Linked DNA regions of Homo sapiens: region 1 is linked to region 2. Evidence: chromatin contacts called from ENCODE Hi-C or POLR2A ChIA-PET data. All regions are on one chromosome and are shown on one strand. The core of a region is the stretch at or near the end of the contact, and the rest is flanking DNA. Distances in the headings are between cores, read along the strand shown.

What was found. A loop is a pair of places that touch in the nucleus more often than their neighbours do. ChIA-PET counts read pairs that join two places held with the same protein, here RNA polymerase II (POLR2A). Pooled maps may share reads with other maps.
Region 1: a loop to region 2 is called in a pooled map, with 2.2 times the contacts of the local background. The contact joins two enhancer-like sites. A Hi-C loop is called at or near these places in 2 of 168 maps with a recorded cell type or tissue (adrenal gland and psoas muscle) and 1 of 50 pooled maps. POLR2A ChIA-PET finds 5 or more read pairs at or near these places in 1 of 52 experiments (activated T-cell).

Annotation. Positions count from the first base shown.
Region 1 is chr4:107,798,364-107,801,781 of GRCh38, forward strand. No RefSeq gene overlaps it. Among named protein-coding and RNA genes, the nearest start is that of SGMS2, 25 kb to the right of the region's middle. Within about 2 kb of position 1,893, at least 5 of the 41 ENCODE cell types and tissues checked have a DNase peak (open chromatin) inside an H3K27ac peak, as active enhancers do.
Region 2 is chr4:107,894,661-107,898,009 of GRCh38, forward strand. SGMS2 (sphingomyelin synthase 2) reads left to right here. Exons shown (of 7, transcript NM_001375905.1): 3 at 650-1,348. The coding sequence starts at 894. The region is part of intron 1 of CYP2U1-AS1 (CYP2U1 and SGMS2 antisense RNA 1); the gene reads right to left. Among named protein-coding and RNA genes, the nearest start is that of CYP2U1, 35 kb to the right of the region's middle. Within about 2 kb of position 1,616, at least 8 of the 41 ENCODE cell types and tissues checked have a DNase peak (open chromatin) inside an H3K27ac peak, as active enhancers do.

The sequences.
Region 1 (3,418 bases), core at 643-3,142, 96 kb before region 2:
CTCCAATTAAAAAATAATAATAAAAGGAAAGGGATTCTGTGGTCAAATTTATCAAGAGAACCCTGGGTGAAAAGAAGTGTTTTCTTTAATCTCTTCTAATCTTCTCAGAGTCCTTACAATGCCAACATGTCTTGTGACTGTTAATCAGGATATGGAGCACAGCGTTTGACCACAGAGCACTTTTCAGGGAGCACTTCTTGGGACTAGTGTTCTGAAGAACACCAATTTGGGTCTGAGAGAATATTTTGAGTGGGAGGTACTCTTTCATTTGGATATAGTTCTAGAATCTTTTATAATTTCTATAAGCCAATCAAAATGCTCAGAAATCCCTTAGTTTAAATTTTACAAAGCGTTTAATAGGGCTTAGAGGGAAGGCCGGGCATTGAGATCCACACGCTGAAGCGGACACATGTCCCAGCCACAGAAATAGAAGACACTGGAATGACTGTAACACCAGAACACAGCCTACCTACCTGCGGAAGGTAAGGCACAGCCTCACAGGAAGATGGGATGATTTCAAAGAGGAGTTGGACTTGAGCAGGCCTTGAAGGATGAGTGGGACTTCAGGCAATCATTTTGGATTAACTACCTTAGGACAAAATCTCTCTGTTCCAGGATGGAGTCAGACATCCTGCTGACTCTTGAGATCTGTTTTGATCCCACAGTTTGGACAGAGAAATTTTCCTACAGCTAAGAAAAGATCATAAATTGGTAGCCTTTAGGAAGGATGTGACCAGCAGATCCTTGTTTGGACAACACGATGTGGCTGGTGTGTGTGTGTATACGTATGTGTATGTGTACGTGTAGGTTTAATTTCATGTATATACTCTTGGGACTCACCATCTCTCCCATTTTACTGTCCAGTAAATGTCCAGTCCCGGAAGTTATCTGAGCTCCCCTTTCTAGGCTGATGTAATCACATGCACAACTAAAAGATGAGGTGCCTTTACGCCCCTGTCAACATTTCGGTATGACTGACAGTATCATGGGAAACATCAGAGAGGAAGGTTCTTCCCAACCCTTTTCAGCGTATATGTTTTGTTACTTACCAGAACCTGCCTCCAAAATGAATTCCCACTGTAGAGCAGTGGTATATATATTTGCACTAGTCCTGCCTATTCAGTATTCAACTTCAGTACTTTATATAATGGGTTATATTACATTAAACTAGATAGATCTATCATCCTCTTAAATGTGGTGGGGAAAAGGAGAAGCACAGGATGCCAAGTAATTTAAAATATAATCTTTAAAAATCATTAGATAATGATCTGCAGGCCAGCTAAGTCATTTTCCTAAGGAGATTTTTGTCTTGAAATCTTTTACAGTTTTGGTTGTTCTATAGCAGGATGGTTGCTTCACCAATGTTCAGAAAGTAAACATTATATGCTTATAACATATTGTTATGGTTATAGGCACTTGAGTGCAATAAAATACATCCCTACCCACAATACTCTCAGTAGAAGCGTCACCCCAAGAACTACTCTATGCCTGCTTATATTAATAATTACAGTCACAGGAGGACTGGACAATGATGTCAACAGAAAAGCTTTTTTGAGCTCATTTTTTCCTTTGCTCCTCAAGAGGGGCAGAGATAATCATTTCACTTCCCCAATCAAATTCGGTTCTCACTTTCAGCGACGCTGCAAATGGAATTGACTTTTTTCTTTCACCTTTGCACCGGCATTTTCCTAGTGGGACGTTGTGATTCTGAGAGTCCACAGGATTTTGCAGAGCACTACTGTGGAAATGCTCTTACTTCTGACTTCCTAGCCTCCCCTCTGGGCACTCATTCCCTCCGAAGGGCTTGGGTGGTGGGAAGAACAGGGCAGAGGATTGTGCCAGCGGCAGTCACTCCCTCACTGGAGAGCGGTTGCCCCTGTCCCTTAGCAGATATCGCTGTCTTCCTCTCACAGGGCAGGAAACTGCAGTCATGTGGACAGTAGGGCACTGAGAGCAGCCAGCATTGAAATGTTTATAAGTGAACAGAAAACAATGAGTTGGAAAGGGTGGAGCAGGGGACTTTGCTCTTCATTATAAACCCTGCACTAATTGATGGGTTAACTAAATATTATTAGTATAATTTTTTTAAGTTTAAGTCCTCCCTTAAATGTTTGGACTGCTGCCCCAACCCCTTGCTACACTTTGCAGGCAAAGCTTCCTGAAGGAATTGTCTACACTTCCTATATCTCCTTCTTCACCTCTCCTTCAATCTTACTGAAAAAAAAAGGAAAAAAAGTTGTAATGTGTAAATGATTTTTATCAATATGTGCATAGAATTTTAAATATTTGGCTAGTACTAAGAGGCTTTAATGAAAACTCACATTCCCCTGCCCAGCCCACAGTCCTGTTCCCCTATCCCACTCCCAGTGGAAACCACCTTCAACTTTCATGCTGTTTTTACTGGTAACGATTTACTGCTATTTCTTGATCTATTTTAATTTTTTAAAATTCACCTCCTGTTATAGAAGTTGAACTCTGTCAAGACACACACACACACACACACACACACACACACACAGAGAACTTCCCTTTCTTTCTTCATCCTCTCAATATCACTTTACTATAATGTTTGGCTAAGTCAGCAGTCACAGTCATTGACATTACTATGAGCAGTAAATATTCACTGCTTGACCCAAGTTGTTCCTTATGAATATTGTGGTTTATCCTAGAGTTTAAACTGTCTTTGCTTAGCTTTCCATGTAGCTAACATTATATTTTTTCTAAATGTTCTGATAGAGCTGCTGAAACTCTACTAATAATTTTTGCCAGACATCTGAACACATCAGTTCCTTCTTCACCTGGCAACCTCCCTCCTAAAGACCTCTGTATTCTACCCCAGGTAGGATAAGCTGGTTGCCCTCTTGAAAGACCTGTGCATGAAACCTCACTCTTTCCTCTGTTGTATCCCCTTCTATTAATCAAGGTAAGGTAACTGCCATTATAAATAGATCTCAAAATGTATAAAAACACACTATTGAAGTCTATTTCCTACTCACTGCTATGGACTGCATTGTGTCTCCCCCTCCTATGCCATATGCAGTGAAGCTCTAACTCCGGTGTTTATAGATAGGCATTTTAGGAGGTAATTAAGGTTAAATGAGGTCCTAAGGGCCGGCTCCTAATCCCATAGGATTGGTGGCCTTATAAGAAAAGGAGGATATTGCAGCACCTTGATCTTGGACTTCCTAGCTCCAAAACCATGAGAAATTAATGTTCATTGTTTATGCCCCCCAGCCCATGATATTGTGATATAGCAATCCAAACTAAGACACGTACAAAATTGTATAGTGAACTAGTTGGCAGGAAGCCCTCTTCCATGCAGCCACTCAGAGACCAGGTTGACAGGAGCGCTTTGCTGTCTTTAACACACTCCATTCGGTTTGCCTGGGAGCCATTCCCATTCCAGCCAGCCCAAAGG
Region 2 (3,349 bases), core at 366-2,865:
TTTCAGAGTTATTTTGAAGGCTGCCAGCTTTTCTTGTATATGGTGTGCGTCTCTGAATATAAAAGGATAAACTGAGGCTGTGCCATTTTAAAAATCTTGAATGTGTTGTTCTTGAATCTGTTCTTAAAAGCGGTCACTTAAAAAGACTTCTGTTTTTTAATTAGAAAATAGAAAATTGACTATTTTGACAAATGAAGAGTAACAATTATTCAATGCATATAAGCCTCTTACCAGTTTTTTATTCTTTCTTTATGGCTCATAGAAAATACAGTCTTAGGAAGGATTGATGTGATCTCTGGGTAATTTCTAGCTTATTATGACTTCATGGTTAGCAACAAGTGATAGTGTCTGATGAAGTGTTTGCAATGTTAGGTCCTGATTTTTCTTTAAGGAAATTTAAAGGGAACTGATTGTTAAAATGTTCCTATTTCTACCAATACTAGCTCAAAAAGAGACAAGAATTCCAAGATAAAACTGTTCAGTATTTTGTAAATAAACTTGATCTCAGCAGCTTTAACTAGGTTCTGACGTTACATTTATAAAGCAAATGGCTTTGGTATTTGTTTCCTTAGTTTAAGAATGTTTCTGTTTTGGATGGTTGACAGTTGGACAAGCATAGTTTCTGAACATAATTTTGTTTTGCTTTTAGGTGGGATAGTAACATCTTTTTGAGGGAAGAATTGGCTTCCTTTCTTGAAAGTGGTGAAGGTACAGCATATAGCTGCATGGAAGAAACAGTAATCGGATGGCTACCTTCTACATTTTGTATTAGGAAACAAAGTCCATTGTAAGAGTCCATGTTGATCTTGGAAATAGAAGGATTGAAAAAAGCTAAATTTCCACAAAGAACAAGAACTTGACCATCTCCTTTTTGATCTGAAGACTAGGGGACAATGGATATCATAGAGACAGCAAAACTTGAAGAACATTTGGAAAATCAACCCAGTGATCCTACGAACACTTATGCAAGACCCGCTGAACCTGTTGAAGAAGAAAACAAAAATGGCAATGGTAAACCCAAGAGCTTATCCAGTGGGCTGCGAAAAGGCACCAAAAAGTACCCGGACTATATCCAAATTGCTATGCCCACTGAATCAAGGAACAAATTTCCACTAGAGTGGTGGAAAACGGGCATTGCCTTCATATATGCAGTTTTCAACCTCGTCTTGACAACCGTCATGATCACAGTTGTACATGAGAGGGTCCCTCCCAAGGAGCTTAGCCCTCCACTCCCAGACAAGTTTTTTGATTACATTGATAGGGTGAAATGGGCATTTTCTGTATCAGAAATAAATGGGATTATATTAGTTGGATTATGGATCACCCAGTGGCTGTTTCTGAGATACAAGTAAGTAAATCTAATGTTTTGAGGATTTGTCATGGGTTTGTTTTTGAGTGAATAGATGGGTTATTGAGATTATTTTTCCTTTTTTTCCCCCAATAAATTCAGTCTTACCCAAACATTTGATGAAAGAAAACAGTAGAAAGCTCTACCACATTGAATAAATTCAGTCACTATTCAGTAAGTGTTTGATGAGCAACTGTGTATGAAAGTGGCAGTGTACAGCAGTACTGTGGTGGATGACTCAGAGTTGATGAATTTAAGGTGCAGTTCCTGACTTCCAGCAACTTGGTGCTATGGTATTTGTATGATAAATCAAGAGGCTTGGAAAGGAATAACATTCACTCCCATCATGTTTGTTATTTCAGGCTCTTGACAAGTGGGAAAAGGAATAGGTTGAGAAACTTTTTTCTCCATTACTCATAATGTGATGTCTGTATTGGTCTAGAGTCAATAGCCTGCTTTAAGGTTTGCCTAGATTCAATTCTCAAATTTTACATTTCTGTGGGGCTGGGTGTGTGGATGTGGTTTCGGTTTTTTGTTTGCTTGCTATCTAGTTACAAGTGTTTAAGAGACTGAGTTTAGAACCAGATCCATGCGGTTTTGATTTTTAGATTTCTAAAGTAAACTTGCCCTCTGATTTTCCTTGGACACCACAAAGGAGCTCATGGTTCACTGGGTTCAGCCTCCTCATTTTTGGAATAGTAGGAAATCAAGAAGAAATAAGTCAGGTACTTTTGCTTTGAAGACACTTAAGAATTGGACATAGCCCTGAAGTGGTTATTTCTGCTTCTCTATGTGAATTCTGACTCCTAGTCCATAAAAACGAAGGCTCCTTAATTCCTCCTTTCCTCTCATTCATCATTTAGACATTTGTTTTCCACTGGGATGGTAGTGATTAAATCACTAAAATATGATTTTGATCAAAACACTGACCATAATACAGAGTTTAAAAATGTAATGTATGCTAACTTGGATACAATCTGAACATTCCAAGTCAAATAGGATTTCAGTATTAATGCCACAAGATCATTCTTAGAGAATTTTGGCTGTATTGTTTTTTAGTTGGTAACACTTTTCATTACTTGATCAATTATAGAACTCTCAATGTGGTATATCCACTCAGACCCTAACACTGTTACTGTTTTGTGATTAGAGGAATTCAGTCTATCTTTGTTAAAGAGTTCCCCAAATGCAACTTTGCAGTCTTAAAACCTTATTCCACAAACTGCAGTCATTCCTAAGCATTTTCCTTAATATAACTCTTCATGTGTTTCCTTAATATGCTTAAGTAATAGACTTAGCTATGAGTTGTCTTTTACTTAAAAAAGTAACCTGCTCCTGAAATTGTTAAAGGATGCTTTATGCTAAAAGCAAAAAATGTATTTATGAACTTCAGTGTTTTTCTCTTTAGTGTCTGGAAATTAACACAATGTAAGAGCCTGCTAAGGCGGCAGATAATTTGCTTTCTCCTTTATTTAGAGCAAGGTTTTATTGATATATGTGTGAAAAGAGAAATTGTCCAGAATCTGGTAAGTATGTGGACTCCACCCTGAAGTACAGTCTTTCCCTCAATTTAGCTGTATTTTCATCTAGATCCTTTTTGAATTTTCATTAGATAGTTATTATTAACTGCCTCTACCTACCACCTTAGATTTTCAACATGTCCAAACACACGGTCACATAGCCAGACCATAAATTTTAATGATATCCACTGTTTCAGTCGCAATTCACACAAGTTTGCCTTTTTACATTTGAAGTAGAATTGGATCTTACATTTTAGTAACTAGTAGAATAATTTTTATAACCTGTTTTGAACATCCCAGCTGAATGAGGAATGTTGCTTGCTCTCTCTTTTAAAAGCACCTTTCAAAGCTATGGGAAAAAGTCATTAGCACTAGTTCTTTTTCTAAATAAGGCTGTAGAGTACATCTTTCACCTTCTAAGTTGGTTTTCTGTTCTGAGTACAGCTGAACTCAGAATGCTGGAATGAATGTAATTGACTCA